Regions from separate parts of the Mus musculus genome. Here regions 2, 3 and 4 are each linked to region 1. A link is a loop called in an ENCODE intact Hi-C map of the cell type or tissue named here. Cell type or tissue: gastrocnemius. All regions are shown on one strand.

Region 1 (5,000 bases):
GAACTTCGAACCTTCGGAAGAGCAGTCGGGTGCTCTTACCCACTGAGCCATCTCACCAGCCCACTACTTCTCTTCAAATTAAACATTTCCATGTGTGTCAGCCTCTCTCCCTGGAAGATGTGGATCCAAGGGCTAGGAGAAGCCTGGCAAGGTTGACCAGATGGCTCACTCCTACTGAAGACATCTATTTCCAAACCAGGTGCCCTGCAGTTCCCTGTGAGCTGTGGTTCCTTGCACCCACCTATGCTCCCCAAACTATTAGAAATTGGTAGCTATCACCAGATTGTGAATTTCTGGCCAGTAGCTCAGGGAATTGGAATGAATCCTAAACCCAGGTCTACTGAAGACTTTGGGGACATAATTCTTTATCAAATATACAGCATTAATGAAGCTTCTCTGTACTATTTGATTAACTTGTAGACTTTTGAGAAGCTTGCCAGAGTGTGTCCCTCAGCCAGGTGTAGTGGCACACATCTTTAATCCCAGCACATAGGCGGCAGAGGCAAGTGGTTGTATTTCTGAGTTCCAAGCCAGCCTGGTCTACAGAGTGAGTTCTAGGCTAGCCAGGGCTACTCAGAGAAACCTTGTCTCCAAAAAACCAAATAAAAAATAAAATAAAATATGGCCTCTGGGTTGGGTTAACACAGTCTAGCTTTGTAACAATGTGAGACTCTTGGTTCTTAGTGTTCTATACCCTCTGGTTCTGGGCGTTGTCTCCCACCTGTTCTTCTAAAGCAGGATATTGGGATATTTTCCAGAGGGGCCATCCTTACACGATGTTGGGACTGTCTGAACTGTCGCTATTTGTAGCCTGGTGATATCCCCTTCTTCCCCAGGGCACAGAAAAGCCAAGGGTCATATGGCCAGGGCCAACAGCTCCACTAAAGTGACCCACCACTTTTCTAGAAAGCCCGAGACCTCTCCCTTGTTGACCAGAGGGCCTGCTTCTCATGGGCACTTCAAATGCCACTGTGCGGGGCCTGGCTCTGCATACCTAGGAAAAGTCTGCAGACACCCAGCCCTCCGCAATAATTCACCAGACCAGAAGCCACTGATGTACAGAGAACACTTAAGAAAAAAAAATGTATTTTATGTGAAAAAAAAGTTAAAACTCTGTATACTGTATCAGCAGCTTTGTGTAAAAAATGGCAATCAAAAGAGTCTAATATATTTAAAACTTTTTTAAAAAAATATTCTCATGGATCTTTGATATCGTTCTGAAGCAGCTCCATGCCTCCAAGATGGGGTCTGACCATGTCACCAAGGGGCCTGTGCCTCTGGAGTTACTTCCAGCTGCCAAGGCCTGTGACGGAATTCATTGCTATGGATTTTTAATTAAGATTATTAAATTCCTTTTAATAACACCTGCTGGTCTGACTGTGGTTACTGCTGTGCCCTCGTCTGCATGGGACTGGTTTGAGTTCCACAAGAGATCGTGCCAGGGAGGCTCCCAGACATGGCTGCACCCAGAAGGCTCCCCGAGGAGGTCCCCAAGTCAGGGGAGCTTTGGGGATTCATAGGTGGAACTAAAGAGGTTTCTAGATTGGGAGATAGTGGTGAAAACTTATGAATTTAAGGAAAGATAGGTGGTCAGTGTTGGGCTTTATCCTGTCAAATATTTTCTTCGAAGTCACGTGATATCCTACAGCAGCAGTTTTATTACAGTTTGATTGGTTTATGTTATTTATGTTACCAGGGTGCTCCCTTCCTCTGTTCCACTGACTTGTCCTGGGCCTTCCCATGTTCCTCTCTGGGCTTTTTCCTTTAGCTTATAGTGGAGAGCAATGCTCTACGTCATTCAATGGGATCATAGATTATGATCTCTGATTATCCTTGCTTTTAACCCAGGAAACAGAGGCAAAGACACTGTGTGACTGTACAGCCTCAGGCCTGGCCCCTGTCCTTATTACATGCAAGAGCTGGTTCGATTTGATAGAGGAAGGTAGTCTTCTGCATCCTGGATGCCAGAGTGGGGACACAGGAAGCTCTTGCCTTTGGGCTTGAATAACTTCCCTGAGAAGGCTGGAACCAGGGAAGGATGAAGAGAGGGAGGAGATCCTCACAGCAGTACTGGTTTGTTTTAAGTTTACAGAGGTAGAGGCAGGGGGTTAGAAAGCCAAGGTCATCCTTCGCTACAAGATATGAGAAAGGGAGAGAGAGAGAGAGTGAGAGAGACCTTTAAGCGAAGAAGTAGATACCACAGTGGATTAGTATATAGATGTATATGTATGAGCATATATGTATGTGTATATGTATATAGATATATATGTGTATGTTTGCAAGGTCTTCTGTGACCTCTCTTAGGATTGACACAGAATAAGATGGCTTCGAACTCCAGATTCTCCTACCCTAACCTCCCATGTGCTGGGAGTGTGCCACCACCCCCAGCTCTGCACCACTGAGAAAAAAAGACATTTATTTATTTTTATTTAATGTGTATGTTTGTGTGCTACGTATGCATACAGTGTCCGTGGATACCAGAAAGGGCATCATCAGATTCCCTGGAAGCATTATAGGTGGTTAGAGGTTGCCAGGGGAGACAGTGCTAAACCCAGATCCTCTGGAAGTGCTCTTAACTGATGAACCACCACTCCAGGCTCTATCTCTGTCTCTTTGTCTCTCTTCCTCCCCATCTTTTCCCTTCCTTCTCCCTCCCCCTCCCTCCGTCCCTCTGTCCTTCTCTCCTTCTCACTTGCTCTCTGTATTGATAAGTTAATGATTAGATGCAGGGTGGAGTGGCAATGAGGCTGATCACACCAAAATAAGCATGTCCAGGAGCAAGTCCTACCCCTAGTCCGAGTCCTTGAAGCACCATGTTATAGGGCACTCGGCAGGGGGCGTGCTCGGACAGTGCGGGGCTATGTCCCGGGTTGGCAGGGTTCTGGAGCCGCTAGGGCGGGGTAAAGTCAGATTTAAATTCCGCTCAGCCATCAGGCAGTGAGAGCAGAGGGTGGGCGGGTTCTGTCTCAGGAGCAACCAATAGCAATGAGGGGGCAGAGCCTTTGGTACGCATGGGAGACATCCAGCCAATGGGATTGCTGGGGCGGGGCGGCGAGCCAATAGAGCGGGCTGGTTTGATTCAAAGATGCCTATAAAAACTCAGACTACCACCGTAGACAAGTGGATCGGTTCTGGGCACTGCCATGGCTGCTCGCTTCGAGCTGTTGGACGACCTTCCCGCGGCCTGCCTGTCTCCGTGCGGACCGCCCAACCCCACGGAGCTGTTCAGCGAGGCGCGGCGTCTGGCTCTCGAGCAGCTGCTGGCCGGTGGTCCCGACGCCTGGGCCGCCTTCTTACGGCGTGAGCGGCTGGGCCGCTTCCTCAACGCCGACGAGGTGCGCGAGGTTCTGGGCGCTGCCGAGCGGCCGGGCGAGGATGGGGCGGCGGTAGCGGAGGACTCGTTCGGCTCCTCTCACGAATGCTCGTCGGGCACCTACTTTCCGGAGCAGTCGGACCTGGAACCGCCGGCGTTGGAGCTCGGCTGGCCTTCCTTCTACCAGGGTGCCTACCGCGGTGCCACGCGTGTCGAGGCTCATTTCCAGCCCCGCGGCGCGGGCGCCGGAGGCCCGTATGGCTGCAAGGATGCGCTGCGCCAGCAGTTGCGCTCCGCCCGAGAGGTGAGCGGCCCCCTGGCAGCGGGTAGGGGAGGAGCATCGGCCTTCTGAAAATTGAGTCATGTCGTAGTTCCAACTTCTGTTATTGGTACCCCTGGAACAGAGCGACTGTTAGTTCAAACCAAAGTGGATTGCAGAATTCCAGGGACGTCAGCTGACATTAGGTCTCACTTTCAGGAGCTAAGTAAAAGCTTAGTTTTACCCAAAAGATGATACCCGGAGACCATGGGGAGATCTGTAATTACCACTTTTCCACGCTTCTTAATGTTGTAGACAGATAAATTCGAGCAGTCGGTTTATCTCTTTCACTTCTGTGAGTGAGTCTGGTGGGAGATATTTTTAACCCACAGTGCCTGGGACTGTTCCAAGTAGCATTGATCCAAAATGCAAATATTTGTGCTTTAGATAAGCCACTGGTTACAATGGGTTTTTATCTTAGCTAGTGTCAGACTGCCCGATTGGCCTGGGGTGGAGTATAGAGTCTGGCCTGCCATAGATCAGGGAGAAAGGGCTCCACTTGGGAGGGTGTGGCTACAAGTTTGCATGCTGGTGAACACTGCTCCATTCCCAGACCTTTTGACTGCCTGGAACATGACGGGCAAAGCCTCAGACCATGTCAAGACTTAGTAGGCCTGGCACCGCTATATGTTAGGGTGCGGATCAGGTTGACATCACCAAGTCTAGGAGCAAGTTTGCGTTCTGTTTTTGTCTTTTGTTTTTTGTTTTCCTCTCTGCAAGACAAGGTCACTGTAACCCAGGCTTACCTGGAACTTACAGGCTTCAATTTCAGGCAATCCTCCTGCCTCTGCCTTCCTAGTGCCAAAGCCAAAGTTCTGATGCTGGTTCTGTACCTGACAGGCAGGACTTTGAGGATAAGAGTGTAGGTGACCAAGCTGTTCAGGGAATAGTATGGCTATGGCTGGATTCATGTTAATCCTGTGAGCTTTGGGTGGGCTGAGGGTCCGTTTGATGCTGGAAATGTTTCACTTGTGAGTTCAGTACAAAATTATAAAGCGTTTGGAAGAGGCAAAATTGTGGGCTAAGGGTGCATGCCCAAAGCTTCCCTCTGGGAGGAGAATTTGAGCACTCCTTGGGGACACCTTGAGAAGGAAAGACCTGGTCTCCAGGAAAGGCAGAGGTGTGGGCTGCTCTAACCTTTTGCTCAGTTGGGTGAAGGCACTAGAGCTAGAGGTCAGAAGGAAAACTTGCCTTAAAAGGGATCACAGCTACAGCAGACTTCCCTATCTTTCTTGCAATCTGAAAAACATCAGTGGATGGGGCCTCCTGCTTCCCTCTGTACCTACTTCCTTTACACCTCCCCTACATCCCTGTCTCTGGAAGCTGGGCGTTCCCACGGAGAAAGGTGGGAAACCCAATGAGCATTTT
Region 2 (5,000 bases), 85 kb after region 1:
GCAGCATGAAGGAGGTACCTGTCTTGGGGGCCTGGGAATGAGCTGACAGTGGGAATGAGGTGACCAGGGCTGGTTCCATCTGCAGTGCTGGCTGGGAAGGTGGGCGGGGCAAGTGCAGCAGCAGGAGACAGCACACATACTTTAAGGTGTTTTCACAAGTCACGCAGTTATACCTTCCCAGGTCCATGCTAATTTCAGCTTGTAGTTTGTGTTTATTTCTGATTTCTAATTTATTTATATTGTATTTTACAAAAATATAGATTGTCAAAGGTTAGAAAATTTAAAGAGAGCAACACTGGACTCTTTAGGAGCTGAAAGAACAGTGCATGTGTGGTGAGCCGTGGGAAGGACAGTCTGGGAGCACCGTGTCAGGACCTCGTACCCTGCTCTGCAGGCAGCAGCCTCCCCTGGAACCACTCGCACCCAGCCTTCCTCAGTCAGAACCGGGGTGAGGTGGGGGCGGGGGACTCTTTAAACAAGTCCTGGCAGTGTTTCCGATTGTAGCCAGTCAGATATAGAAGCTTCCTAGGTGGAGTGTGACAGTGGTGCTGACTTTCCAAGGGCTTCTCTGCTGCCGTGAGAAGACAGAAGTCCATGGGCACCAAACTGCAGTGCCGCTTTCCTCTCCAGCTCCCTCTCCCTCCATCCCACCCCCATTTCTCTCCTTCCTCACTTCCCTCCCTCGCTCTTCCCGCTCTCCTTCCCTCCCTTGCTGTGTTGGGGTGAACCCCCAGGCCTTGAGCATGTTAGGTAACTGTTACATTCCCGCCCTGCCTCCTCCTCCCACCAGCCCCGATTCCTTTACTGGTGTTTGAGAGACAAAGTGTGGCTTTTGTATTTATAGTTAATTCTTCCCATAGTTCAGAAACTCGTGTTTACTCTACGGATTCCTGAGTCCAGGGCTTACAAAACATCCCTTGCTCTTAGGTTTGTTACTGGCCCTAGTAACAAACTTTTAGATATGTATTTTTTCCTCTTTAAGATGTAATTATGTACAGTGAAAGGTGGGTTTTGACAGACGTGCAAGCTCCACACCAAACTATATTTAAAATACTTTCATTGCTCTGGAAAGTTATTGTCTGGGTCTTTATAGTCATTTTCTAGTAACTTTCAGAACAGTCAAACCCTTGAGTCCATTTCTGTGCTTTCTAATTAAGTCGTTTAAGTTGTATTCAGAGTTCTCTAAGTGCAGACCATGATCTAGAAAGCCCTTGGTGGATAACTGCAGAGCCCTGGAAATCGTACAGGATGCAGAGTTGCCTCCGAGGCACACTGACCTAACAGCTCGGGCCAGCAGGTTGAGTGAACAGCCCGTGTGTAAAGCCTCACACACGGGTGAAACACACCTGCTGTGGTGAGTGCAGAGACGGCTTGTGGGTCTTGTCATTGTGGGTCTCATGTTTATTCTCTGTTTCAGGGTTATCTACAATGAAGTAATACAGACCTCCAAGTATTACATGCGAGATGTGACCGCCATAGAATCTGCTTGGCTGCTGGAGCTGGCTCCCCACTTTTATCAACAAGGAACGGTAGGAATGGGTAGAGCATGGCCCTAGACAAGCAGTAGCCTCTTCATGGTCTTCAGTCTCTGTGTGTTCTTCAGTAGTACCCTAAATCATTCCCAGCTCCCTCCAGCCCCCCTAAATCACCACTGTACCCCAGAACCTCTGAAAACACCTTCACTGCCTTCATAGGGAAGTGCAGTTACAAACAAATCCTGCAACCCCATAAGAAAAGGCTCAGGGCGGTTGAAACCCGCTATGTAGTCCGCTCCATGCTCTCCCTCCCCCGCATTGTTGGATAACAGATTTAAGGTTTCTGTTTTTCATTCATTGCCCCAAAGTCCATGCCTCCTTCTGACATGACTCAATTCAAAGATGGCCAACCGCGCTTGAAAGACTGGGTGTGGGCCAGGAACTGTTCAGTCTGTACTGTGCTCTCATTAATCAATTTAATCAATTAACTAACTTAAGAAATTGAGTGAATTGCAATGGTAAGTTATGTAGAGTAATTATTATTATGTGAAGTGTGCGTGGGGGCTGGAAGTTGAACTTAGTGATTGCTGATGACTGTAAGCACGCTGCCTTGGAATTATTTTCTGTTAGTACATTTTAACCTTTGTTCCTTTTAAAAACTATTTTACTGCTTTTCAAATTAATGATTTTTTTTTTAAAGTCCTGTAGTTTATTTCTTAATGGGCTTTGCCTCCTCATGGTTGGTCTTGAATTAGTATCACACTGCTCAGCTGTACTGGGAGGAACCTACACCAGGTTGCTGGTTTTACCAAATGGCTTTTGTGCTTTGCTGGTCAGTCTCTTATTTCTGCACATGTTTATACTATGTTTGGCAGTCTGTGGGTATTGTTTTTGAACAGTTAGTTGTGTCTCCCACAGATTACAGCATAGAGCCTTCCTTCCTGTTGTCCCCTGTGGCTGTGTGGGTCCCTGCCTGCAGACCCTCCTTTAGTGTATCTTCAGCGCCCCCTGTTGATGAGCACCCCTGCTCCTTGATTATTTGCAGGAGTACTGTTTCATTTTTATTTTTGAAGGCTAGTTTTCCTCCATGGAATTCTTCCTTGAATGACTTTTGTTGCTGTTTCTCATCTCTTGCATCTGTGTGCAGTGTCTCTGTCCTCTTCAGGCCGTCCTGGGTTTGCAGGGGGTCTTGTTTCACCCCTGTAGCTACTCTTGAGGTTTTTGGTTTTTGGTTTTTTTTTTTCCTTTTCCAGCCGTTTGACCTATGAGATACTTTTCTTCCTACGTCTCCTTCTCAGAGTTAACTGAACTGTCTAGATCTGTGAGCAGATGTCTATAGTTATATTAGGGCAACATGGGGTTTTTCCTTTAAATCTATATTTTTTTTCTGCTCTAATCTTGGCCCTCTGAAGCTCCAGTCACACACACGTTCTACCCAGCACTTGTTTGTGTCTTATTCATCACAAAGGCTCTGGTCTTTTTTTCCCCGAACTTCACTTGGACAGTTTCTCAGTATTACTGGTCGGTTCTGCAGGGCCCCATTGGCAGTTAAGCCATCTGAGGGGTCCTGGGCACCTCACTTTTCTGTTCTTGTATTTGATTCCTCTCTGCCTCTTATTCTCTGTGCTCATTCGTTACACCTACCTTTTTCTTCAGATCTTTGCATACACGCACACACGCACACGCACATGCACACGTACACGTACACACACACACACACACACACACGCTTTAGAAGCCACTTAACTCAGCATGGCTGTCACTTCAGCCTTGATTGGGTTTTGGCCCGTCTCATAACCAGACAAGCTTCTCTTGTCTAGTAGCTTCGTGTCCGTGTTTTACGTTCACTATTATAGGTGCTGTGTTAACTGAATCTGAAGTTTCTTTTCATAGGTGATGTCAGTTTCTTCCTTGCTGAGTTAGTTTATGGCTCATAACTGGATTCTGCTGAGCCTTGATCTCAGTCTTTAATGGGGCAGGTCTTAGCCATCCATGAAAGACATATCTTTTCTTTTTCTCCTCCTCCTCCTCCTCCTCCTCCTCCTCCTCCTCCTCTTCTTCCTCTTCTTCTTCCTCCTCCTCTTCCTCCTCCTCCTCCTCCTCCTTCCTTCTCCTTCCTCCTCCTTCCTCCTCTTTCCTCCTCCTTCCTCCTCCTTCCTCCTCCTCCTTCCTCCTCCTTCCTCCTCCTTCTTCCTCCTTCCTCCTCCTTCCTCCTTCTTCTTTTTCTTTTTTATTGTCTGATCAAATGTCTAGGACTCTTGGTGATGTCTGTGCACTGGTCCATGAGCAGTGTCCAGCTGTGTGCAGACCTCCAGCATATTTCTCCAATAATGGTTCTCTGCCACTCTTAGAATGCCTTGGTCTACACATTTCATCTTGGGTGTTCAGCAAGAGACTGGCATAGCCTTATGTAATATCTGCTCTAATGCCCTGTATTAGTTAGGGTTTTACTGCTGTGAACAGACACCATGACCAAGGCAAGTCTTATAAAAAACATTTAATTGGGGCTTGCTTACAGGTTCAGAGGTTCAGTCCATTATCATCAAGGTAGGAGCATGGCAGTATCCAGGCAGGCAAGGCGCAGGAGGAGCTGAGCTATGTCTTCATCCAAAGGCTGCTAGTGGAAGACTGACTTCCAGGCAACTAGGGTGAAGATCTTATATCCACACCCACAGTGACACACCCATTCCAACCAGGCCACACCTATTCCAACAAGGCCACACCTTCAGATGGTGCCACTACCTGGTCCAAGGATATACAAACCATCACATGCCCTATTTTGTGTATTTCTCAGCAACCCCAAACCCTCTTCTTACCTGTGTTGTTTCCTATTTAGAATTTATTCCCTTGTGCAAGAGTTTGGAGAGTTAGGCAGAGACCTGGGATGTATGTAACAGTGTGTTATTCAGGGTTCTCTAGAGGGACAGGACTGATTGAGTGAATGAGCGAATCAGTGTGTGTCTGTGTGTCTGTCTGTCCCATCTATCTATCTATCTATCTATCTATCTATCTATCTATCTATCTATCTATCTATCTATCTATCTATCTATCTATCTATCTACCTACCTACCTACCTACCTACCTACCTACCTACCTAAAGGGGATTTATTAGAATGGCTTATAGGCTGTGGTCCCGCTAGTCTAGCAATGGCTGTCTACCAACAGAAGATCCAAGAATCCAGTAGTTGCTCAGTCCACAAGGCTGAGTATATTCCGGAACCCTGAAGAAGTAGGCTCTAATGCCAGTGAAGGAATGGGCTTGTCAGCAAGAGCACGAGCCAGCAGGCAGAGAGAGCAAGCTTTGCCCTCCGTGGTCTTTCTATAGGCTGCCGGCAGTGTGGCCCAGATTAAAGGTGGATCTTACAGCCTCAAAGGTCAGATTAAGAGTAGGTCTTCCCACTTCAGGTGATTTATTTAGGAAAAGTCCCTCACAGATGTGCCCAGCTGCTTGGGTTTAGTTCATTCTAGATATAGTCAGGGTGAGGACAGAGACTGGCCATAACAGACACTCCCCTGTGTCCCCGT
Region 3 (5,000 bases), 61 kb after region 1:
AGGAAACCTTTGTGAATTGATAACCTTGTGTGATTAGATATGTGTTTTCTAGATTAGCTATCCCTCAGTCTGATTTAACCTGTACCAAACTTGAGCCACACCTAATTTTCAGCTAAAGAAACTACAGAGGACGGGGATAAAGTTACCACAGCTGTGCATCAGCTGAGGTTCATTGAAGTCTAACCTTTATTTATAATCAAACTTTTAGCATCTGCCATTGAAATTTCCTCTGCAATTTCAATAAGAGAAAAGTAAATTTAGCTGGCTGTGGTGATGCATGTCTGCAATCCCAGCATTCAGGAGGCAGAGGCAGGAGGATACTGAGCTTGGGTCTAATCTGGGCTACGTAGAGTTTCAGGTCTGCTTGAGTTGAGTATCAAGACCCTGTCTTCAACAAATGAAAGCTTGTGGGGAGATGGCCTGGTGGAGCTATTAAAAAAAAAGAATTTTGTGAATGTAGAAAATCATTTTGTGTGATGTGATAGTGCACACCTGTCATCCCAGTCAAGAAGTGGAGGCAGGAGGATCAGGGGTGCAGGGCTAACCTCAGCTATTTAGTGAGTTAGAGCCTAGCTGGACCACATCAGAGCCTGTCTCTAAAGTAAAACAAGCTATTCTGCAGTGTGCACGCTTGTGTGTCTGAGTTTTGTGATCCCACTTACCTCTGCCAGTTTTATATTTTCTTTCTTTCTGTTGATTACTCTGAACCATCCTCTTTCTTTTTTTTAGTTATGTATTTATTTATTTTTAGAAATTTCGAGATTTCTTTAACCAGAATGAGACCAGTGACCCAGCCAGAGATACCTCTGTGACGCTCACAGTGGAAGGACGGACATTTCCAGTGGATATCTTTTACCTACAAAGGTTTGAGAATGTTTGATTCTTGGTGATGGTGATTTGGGACCTCAGCTGTCACGCAGGATAATAGGGAAGATCATCTGCCTCCAGGGAGGAGTATGGCTCAGCTCCTGTTCCTGGCAGAATTCGGGACGCTGGACCAGCATCATTGTTGGATTCAGAGTTTGATTCTCCTGCTCACATTTACATGCACCTGTGGCCGTCAGTTCAGGCGGAGAGAGTCAGGTGGGCCGACGGGAGGTGGTGTGGCAGTTTTCTGAACTGGGGCTCTCCAGAGTGCCATCAGTAAGGGAAGCAGTGCTGAGTCTTTCAGTCCCTTACATCCTTAACAAGGAGACCTAGCTCGAATTTTTGGGAGAAGTCCCTTTGAATAAGAAAGGGGCCGTTCTAATTTACTCTATCTAGTTACTGGGCCTAGTTTAGCACCTGATAAGTCCAGAGCTATAAACTTCATCTTTGGGTCCTTCTGGCTGGAGGGAATGTCTGCCATTTCCATTCACTCAGCCATTGGTGCTGGCTGGGAAGATGATGGGTGTGCTCTGATGGTTAGTTTCTTATCACCTTGACACTAGCTAGCTCACCTGAGAGGAGGAAGCCTCAACTGAGAAAATGCTTCCCTGAGTGTGAGCTTTAGGCAAGCCTGTAATGCAGTTTCTTAACTGGTTATTGATGAGGGAGGGCCTAGCCCTTCGAAGGTGGTTCTGGGCTTTAAGAAAGCAGGCTGAGCAAGCCATTAGGAGCAAGTCAGGAAGCAGCCCTCCTCCATGACCACTGTCTGCATCACCTCCTAGCTCCAGGTTCCTGCCTGTTTGAGTCTCTGTCCTGACTTCCTTCAGTGATGGATTGTGACTTGGGATATATAAGCCTTTCCTCCCCAGCTTGCTTTTTGTCATGGTGTTTCATCACAGCAAGCAGTAGAAAGGCTAACTTGGGCAGTGGGCCTCTGCACTGAAACTGAAGCCCTTGGTTTTCTGAGACTTGGCATTTTTGCATGCTGAAGATAAATAACTTCTATGCACTTCCCATTAGCCTCTTGCTGCTTTACTCTCCTGCTGAGGCAGTGGCCACAGGTAAATTTGCACAGAAGTATCAAGACTCAATCCAGCAATAGTGCAGGTCCAGCTTCCAGAACATTCTATCTTTTAGAACGTTATTTCTTAGGAAATATAGCCCAAACCCATTGTTTACATGTAATTATGCATAGAAGTGCTACATTTAATGTTGTTCTTTTCTTTCTTGTGCTGGGGATTGAACCTGGGACCTTACATGTGTTAGGCAAGTGCTGTATCATTGAGATACACCCTCAGTTATTGGTTGCTGCCCTTGGAAATAAAGGAGTGTGTATGTATTTTACTTCTCTATATGTTAATTACCTGCTGGGCTGGCCCGGATTCACTCTGATGAGGTTTGGCTGCCAGGTTATTAGGGTAATTGATCTGTGATTAATGAGCGTGTTCCAGTGATGATCTTTTTCCTCATACATTTTCCCAGTCCTGTTCCAGATTATATCAAGGCAACTGTGGACACCGTGGTAAAAATTCATCAGACAGAAGGAGATGGAGACATACTAGCCTTTCTTACTGGCCAGGTAACTCCACCCAGTCCCTCTGCACAGACATGCTAAGACAGCACAGAGCTAGCATAAAGTCTTGTTCTTAGTCATTTGTTGTTTTTTTTTTTCTTTTCATTTTTTTTCTTTTTTAAATGTATTTTAAAATTTTGTCTACCTGCTTGGTTCCTGAGGAGGCCGGAAAATAGTGTCAGGTCTCCCAGAACTGGAGTTAAGGGGTGATTGTGAGCTGCCATGTGGATGCTGGGAACTGAACCCAGGTCCTCCGGAAGAGCAGCCAGCTCCTTGTGTCTTGTTTAATTGTGTCTTGTAGTTGCTAAATTGCATGAAAGAAAAAAATTACTGGTTTGATGCCATCTAGTGGCCTATTGGTCCTCTACCATCCAGATTGTGAGGGGTCATTAGCTCATCCCTAGTCTGTCTGTAGAGGGTTAATTGAATTTTTTAAATTTGAATTTTATGTGTGTGAGCCTTTGTGTATGTATATGTACCATGTGGGTGCAGTGGAGGCCAGAAAAGGGTGTCAGATCTGTTGGAGCTAGAGTTACAGATGATTCTGATCTGCCTGTGCCGGGAACTGAACCCAGGTCCTCTGAAAGACTGGCTAGTGCTTTTTCCCTCTGAGCCATCTCTCCTGCTCTGATAGTTCAAACGTATCCGCTGATTTCAGAGTAAGCTAGGTTCTGTGTCAGTGGCTGCCGCCTTTGCCATAGTTGATGGTGCGTTAGGTACGTTGTGCTTCATGCGTATTACAGTCTCATCCTGTGACCAAACAGTTGGGCACCATTTCCCAAGGGGCCTAAGTTAGGAGTGGGTCCTTTGATTGTGACCTCTCTCCAGCTCATTCTGCAGGTACAACTGAATCAACCAGAATACTGTCTTAAGGTTGTAATGCCACTCCAACCACCTCCAGCTGCAATCTTTTCCACTGCCCAACATTTCCCATAGTTAGTATCTGTCCTCAGGAAAGCTTTTAATGATTTCATAGGTAACAGCTTGCCCATATGCACAGCATGTCCATACACAGGGGATGCTGTTTACCCCAGTCCATAAAAGTTGTGTAAAAATAGTCATTTAAAGAGTTATGTGTCTATGTAGGTCATCTATGTGCAGCGAGTGCAGGTGCCTGTGTGCAGGCCTGAAGAGGGTGTTGGATCCCTGGAGCTGGAGGCACAGGCAGAGTAAGCTGCCTGACATGGGTGCTGGGAACTGAGCTCTGGTCCTCTGCAAGAGCAGTAGAGCCTCTTCACCACTGAGCCATCTCTCCAGTTCCTTGTTGTTTTATTCATGGGAACTCTTCTATTAACTACGGATGGTTTAGTTTTACTAATTAATTGTACAGTTACAGAGCTTTACTCCTTTGACACTGTCGTTTGGTAGCATTTGGTAAAGTGCCATCCTGAGTGGGACATGGCAGCACAGCAGCTTCTGAAGGTGACCACAGCTAAAGCCCCGTTCCAGCGTTTGCTCCTTCAGTATGACGGCTTGACCGGCTTCTTCGCTTTCTGGTCCCGTGTTTAGGAAGAAGTAGAGACTGTTGTGTCCATGTTGATCGAGCAGGCCCGGGCGCTGGCTCGCACTGGGATGAAGAAACACCTCCGGGTCCTCCCCATGTATGCAGGACTGCCTTCTTTTGAGCAGATGAAGGTGTTTGAAAGGGTGTCACACAGCGTCAGGAAGGTGAGACTCCTAGTGATCAGTGGTCCTTGCAGCCATTGGTAATCACATTGGCTCCCCTTTGTATTGCAGAATGTTGTCTTTGGTGTGTGTATCTATTCGTCTGTGTTCATGTGTGTATTTGTGTGTGTGTGTGAGAGCACTCGTGTGTAAGTGTAGACACATGCCCCAGTTTGTATGTGAAAGTCAGAGGAAAATCTTTTTGAGGCAGGTTGTTTGTTGCTGTGTCTGCAAGGCTAGGCAGCCCACGAATGCTGTGGCTCCCCTCCGCCTCCTCACTGTGGGGATTCTGGCATTACAGACACATGCTGCCCCTCCTGGCTGTACGTGGGTTCTGGAGATTCAGGGCACACACACAGCCAGCATTTTACAGACGGAGCTATCTCCCTAGATCCTGTTTTATTGTTTTAATTGAAGTGAACTTTGCTAAATAGGAGTTTTCTTTCAAATCTTAGGTCCATGGTTCTATGCAGTAGATCTAAAAGTCCGTAGTAAATAATGTGTTGTGAGTATTTCTAAACCTGCCCAGAAGGGCCACTCCAACAGTAATTGTCAGAGCAGGTCACCTCTTGTAGCTTTTCTTTGTCTGCTGAATGGTTTTCACAGCATATTATTACCTTATCCTCAGAGACTGTCATGGTAGGTTATGTTCAGCCAGAACTAGATAAAATTACTAACCATGGTTCCTAAAGCATTTGTTAGGAGTATCAGTTTGCCCTTAAAGCCAGTTTTAAATCAGGTAAGTCTTTAGCCTTGAAATTAGGTTGAGGATGGGTGTGGTGGCGAGACGCATTGGATGGGAGGAGCCAGGGGCCTGACTTCTGCCTCCCCTACCCCTTGTCCTATCCCCTAGATGAGGAGCACACGCGGGGTGGCTCAGAGTGCAGTAGCTGAG
Region 4 (5,000 bases), 96 kb after region 1:
TTCTGTGTCATTTCCCCATAGCATGAAGTTTTCAGTAAAAGAACATGGTTATTAGATTCATTTTATACTATTTTTTTATATTCTTTCATAACATTTATTTTAGCTGGTAGGTCTTTGTACACTCACTCGTTCCTTTTACTGGAACATTGAAGTACAGAAAGGGTCTGTATATTTTTGTCATGGCCCTGTAAATATTTTGTTCCACTTAGTATGTGGGATTTGAACCAGCAGTTCACTTCCCATTTTCTCTTTTCCCCCTCTCTTCTGTCTTAGCTGCACTGGCTTTAGGGGTTGGCAGGGGCCTGCATGGAGGTCCAGAAGCTGGAAGCTGGCACCTGCAGTGGGGTGACACTGCCACGGGTTAGGTGTCAGAAGCATTCCTGCAAGTCAGTGAAAGATGACCTCAGTAGGAAATGGGCAGAAGGCTGAGCAAGTGCTTCATACAGACAGATCCAGAGACCAGAAAGCCAAGTCAGGCCACCACCAGAGAAATGTGCTAAAACAGCCATTGCATCCCTTGGCATGGTCAGTGAGCAGACCGTGGTAGCCTGTGTGTGGGCAGAGTGGAGGCCACTATACTAGTGCTAATCTTTATCAGTGCATCTCAACAAGCGCATGCATGCCCTATGGGCTCAGAACGCAGAGTTCGAAGCAGGTGTGTGGCAGGGTGCTCCCCACAGAGTGACTTGGTGGTTGGGGGAGGGTGTGCAAGGGCAGTATAGAGGATGACAAGGAGGTGTGCTGTGAGGTTCACTTTAACACTGCATACAGTAAAAGACTTGGAAACAGCTGAGTGGGAAAAGTGAGAGACAGATGTGACAGACAGAGAGCACAGGCCCATCAAGGGCGGTGCTGAGACTGTAGAAGAAGGGACGAAGCAAGGAATGCTAAGATCCTAAACAAATGTGTGGAAGGGGGAGCCTCGTGGGGCCCGCAGAGATGGTTTCCTGGGTAAGCGCCATGCTAAGATCCCAGCACTCACATAAATAGCTAGGCAGAGCTGCACACAGGCCTGTAACCCCAATGCTGTGCTGGGTGGAGACAGAAAGATAGTTAAGGTTTATGGCATCTGGAGCTACCTTCTCCGGTCCATGTACAGACAGCTGTACATGTGCACACACATGCACTTGCCCACAAACAAAGGTATACACAACCCCCCTGCCCCTGCTCATCTGGAAGGTGACTAGCATGTGGGACACACATTCCTTCTGACCTGTGGGCTAGGAGACCATGGGATTGGCTTCAGTGGTCTGTTTGCTCCTGAATCACTGTTCAGTTTGGCAGGAGTTGTGTCTACTGTGGATGGAAGAGCTGGCAGCGTTTACAGGCACAGCACAGTGTTACAGTACTCAGATACCTCTTTTCTTGTCTGCACCAGCAGGGTGGAGTTAGTTTCCACCTGTAGTCTGAAAGCCAGCAACAGCGGCAGGAGTAGGAGTGAACTCCCCGGAAAAGCCTTTGTCCTGTTCACAGATAAACAGACCACTGGCACTAATGGGAGCTTGTGGGGTTTCTATGGACCCAGTTTCTCTCTCTATGTTTCCAAACAGGAGGCAATAAAATAGATGGTAGCTTCAAGATGGAACTGATGCTTAAACCCACATGGACACCCAGCCCTTTATTTGCTGGCCCCAAGCCCTAACTTTCAATAAAGGATGAGTTACATATAAGAAACACTCATTTGGTTGGGTGTTTTGACAGCGCACTGCCACTGGCCATAAGAATCAGGCACCTAAAACGTTCCCTGGTGATCTTGGTAGTCACCGCCATCCTGACACGGTGCCCTGGCTCCCGTGCTGTGGTTCTGCTTTTGGTCCTGTGGATTAGATTTTCCCAGAATTTCATCATAGAGTATTGTGTGTCCCGTGCCTGGGTTGGTTATCTTCAAGGTTAGTTTTACAAGACTGAGAATCGTGTGGCATGCCTTACTATATCTGTGTGAGCATTTCCAGAAGGCTTTTCCTGAGGAAGAAAGGCCCACCCTAAATGACGGTGGGAGCATCCATCCCGTGGACTCGAGTTCCAGACTGCATAAGAAGGAGAAAGAGGCTACACACAAATGTTCATCTCTCTACTTCCTGACAGGATGCAGCTTGCTTCCACTGGCATGCCTTTACCCCATGGGCTGTGAGTCAAGTCTCCTAAGCTGCTTTTGTTCAGTATTTTATCCCAGCAAGGAGAATAGCAGTGCTCAGAAGTCCTAGGTTTAAGTCCCAGCCGGACAGTTACTTTGTAAACCTTGGCTCCACACTGTTTCTCTCTGGGTCAGGTTTCTGTCTGTCAAGCAAGGATGGCAGTATTAACTTCCCCTCCATCCGTTTACACCTGTGCTTCATGGAGTTTCAAAAGCCCTGGCCCATAGTTTGCTCAGTAGGCAAGACTCCCTACTACCTCTAAGTCCAACTGTGTCCTAGAAGGCTACCTCGGTTCCTTCCTCTATTACCTAAGCCAGACTACCTGGTGCCAGGATCTTTGGGTCCCCAGGTCTCCTTCAAGGAGGACTTTAAAAAAAAAAAAAATGGAGATAAGACATCCAGGAAAGGATCAAAGTGCAATGATGGACCGGTCAGATGGGTAGAAGCTAGAGATAACTGGGGCTGAGCAGAGGGAGGGATATGTCTGGGAGGGGTTCCCAAGGGCCGTAGTGAGGCCCCCTGGTCCCTGCGATGATGACACCAGATCTTTTGTGGGGAACACTTCCAAGTGGGGCTGCTGGTCACCCTGGGCAAGTGATAGCTTCGGGACATGCTCACACAGACACACAGGAACAAGCCTTAAACTGTAACTGTTCAGACACATGGATACTTTGCATACTAAGTGCTTGTGTATGGGATATAACTGTGTGCTGTTACACACACACACACACACACACACACACACACACACACACACACCGCACTCATCCCGGCAGTCAGATAAAATGTTCCTGTGCAGTAGGCCTGAGGAATACAACCCCTGCTTCCGTGGCTGTCACATGCTGGATCAGGCAGCAGCCCACCCTTACCAGGGATGTGGAGGTTCTGATCCTAGCCCAGCCTCCATCCATCCATCTGCTAGCTCAACTTCTGATGCTGCAGAGCGGTACTGTGCTGCCCTCTGCTGGCCAATAGGAGTCACTACTCGTCCCTTTCCTGGCAGTCTAGCAGATACGGAGGGACAGGGGCAGCTAAGGAACTATTTCCTCTTTATTGCATTCATGCTTGTCACCCTTCCCTTGCTTGTAAGTACTCAGATTTAGAAATAGGAGCGTTGTCAGTATGTGGGCCTGAGTTCACCCCCAGAACCTGTGTGTGTGTGTGTGTGTGTGTGTGTGTGTATGCTAGGTGTGGTGGTACGTATACCAGGGCACACTGGCCATCCAGTCTATACTATTTACTCAGCTCCAGGCTCATGAGAGACACACTCTAAGGAGGTAGACAGCATTCTGAGGATAAACACTTGAGCTTGCCCTCTGACCTTCATGCGTGCCCGTCCAACACATGCACATGTGCCCATACATGTGAGAACCTGGGGCCCAGTAAGCCAAACCATGTCATTTGAGGCGTCTTCCAGCTCCCTTTCTACAGCAACCCCCTCACAGCCACCCACTGTTGCATCCGGTCCAGGGCTATTCTTCTCAGTCACCTTTTCCTCCACAGGCACAGAGGGACCAATTCTGAGCTCCAGGCGGGAGTATCAGGGCTTGGAGGGAACGGGGCACACATTTTAGGAACTGCCCTGGTGCCTGGGCATGCTGTGTTTTGCAGAACAGCTGCAGACTCCCCAATGGCCTTCCCATGAAGAGGCAGAGTTGGTCTGCCACCCCTCTCTGGGTCTTGCAGGCTTGTAACTGTTTTGATTCATGGAGGGATGTCAAGTGATGCTGTCATGTGACAGAAGGTCATTGCTGGGACGCCAAGGCACCCCTGTGCCAGGCCAGTAGTATAATACTAGAATGTTGTCAAGAGCAGCCTCAGAAGACCTCAGTGCCAATCATGCTTTCCTGCCCAGGAGCTAGAATGTCACTGTGGAAGTGGGTCCCACCCAGTCCTTTGAAACCCAGCCCGATAGGCCCTCAGCAGGCAGGAGCACACCCATCCTATTGCCACTGCCTAATTCCTGACCATCTATGACGATGACAAAATGTTTTGTGCCTACCAAGTTTTGGGATGCACTGTAGGGCAACAATCGAGAGGGGCATCAAGCTGGTGTAGGACACTGGGCCTGGAACCAGAGGCCTGGAACCTGGAGAACTTTGCTGTTCTGGGGGTGGCGTGATCCCTGGCTAACCATCCCAGAGCTGAGGTGTAGCCTCCTGGGTCATTCCTAGTCTCATTCTGGGGATATCAGTCTGCATAAGCCAAGCATACGCTGATGTGAAAGCACCGTTTTGTGCATAAGCCATGACCTCTGAAGGCTCTTCCAGGTCAAAGCGACACGCTGGCATCTGGGGTTGCAGAAAATGTCCACAGACAACTCAGGACAGATGCAGCTCTGGTTAAGGCTTTCTGCGTTGATGTGTAGGCCTGCGCAGCAGCGTTCCCTATACCAGGCCCTCTAGAGTAGCTCAACCTCTGAGTCTGACCTGTCTGCAGCATGGATGCCCTGGGCATGCACTTCACCCAGAGGCCAGCAGGGGTCGCTGGCACTCCGTGTTTGTGTGTCTGGAGCTGCATAGGCTAGAAGCCAGACTTGGTTTACCGCCCTAGAGTTAAGGCCTGCTCAGATCTGAATACCTCCTCTCTCTCTCGAGGAGTCCTAGCACATGACACTGCCACGAGCCAGGCCCTTATCAACCGGGCCTTTAATCTTCAGCAGCTCCTAGAGGAATGCATTCGTCATCTTACTGTGATAACCACAGCAGAAATCTAAGCCCACCAGCAAGCATTTGCATTTACTGCCTGGGCAGGCCTACCAAAGAGCAAAGGGTAGCAGGTGGAATGAAGGTACCCCGGTGGGGTGTCCAGACCACTCCAGGTCTGGCCAGTGTCTCTGTCCATCAAAGATACCCTTCCTGTAGT

Evidence for each region. Peaks named below come from ENCODE experiments on the same cell type or tissue, not always from the same donor. Only the 100,000 strongest peaks of a DNase experiment are listed, where the experiment ranks them.
Region 2: it touches region 1 in a loop (5-fold over the local background); 21 of 42 quality-filtered maps call a loop at or near these places.
Region 3: it touches region 1 in a loop (4-fold over the local background); 2 of 42 quality-filtered maps call a loop at or near these places.
Region 4: a loop joins it to region 1, with 4 times the contacts of the local background. A loop is called at or near these places in 21 of 42 quality-filtered maps.

Annotation. Positions count from the first base shown.
Region 1 is chr2:158,764,971-158,769,970 of GRCm38, forward strand. It overlaps Ppp1r16b (protein phosphatase 1, regulatory subunit 16B), which reads left to right. Exons shown (of 11, transcript NM_001159662.1): 11 at 1-1,364. It overlaps Fam83d (family with sequence similarity 83, member D), which reads left to right and starts at 3,129. Exons shown (of 4, transcript NM_027975.2): 1 at 3,129-3,617. The coding sequence starts at 3,144. In gastrocnemius, a CTCF peak has its summit at 2,839; DNase peaks (open chromatin) are centred at 3,006 and 3,499; H3K4me3 peaks cover 1,276 bases; H3K27ac peaks cover 416 bases.
Region 2 is chr2:158,850,294-158,855,293 of GRCm38, forward strand. It overlaps Dhx35 (DEAH (Asp-Glu-Ala-His) box polypeptide 35), which reads left to right. Exons shown (of 22, transcript NM_001372513.1): 21 at 1,418-1,529. Among named protein-coding and RNA genes, the nearest start is that of Gm38630, 56 kb to the right of the region's middle. In gastrocnemius, a CTCF peak has its summit at 2,479 (motif pointing left); a DNase peak (open chromatin) is centred at 2,478.
Region 3 is chr2:158,825,554-158,830,553 of GRCm38, forward strand. It overlaps Dhx35 (DEAH (Asp-Glu-Ala-His) box polypeptide 35), which reads left to right. Exons shown (of 22, transcript NM_001372513.1): 9 at 752-864; 10 at 2,350-2,446; 11 at 3,950-4,108. Among named protein-coding and RNA genes, the nearest start is that of Dhx35, 33 kb to the left of the region's middle. In gastrocnemius, a CTCF peak has its summit at 2,805 (motif pointing left); no DNase peak of the experiment used is centred here.
Region 4 is chr2:158,860,935-158,865,934 of GRCm38, forward strand. No RefSeq gene overlaps it. Among named protein-coding and RNA genes, the nearest start is that of Gm38630, 46 kb to the right of the region's middle. In gastrocnemius, CTCF peaks have their summits at 3,101 (motif pointing left) and 4,597 (motif pointing right); DNase peaks (open chromatin) are centred at 3,069 and 4,610; H3K27ac peaks cover 1,055 bases.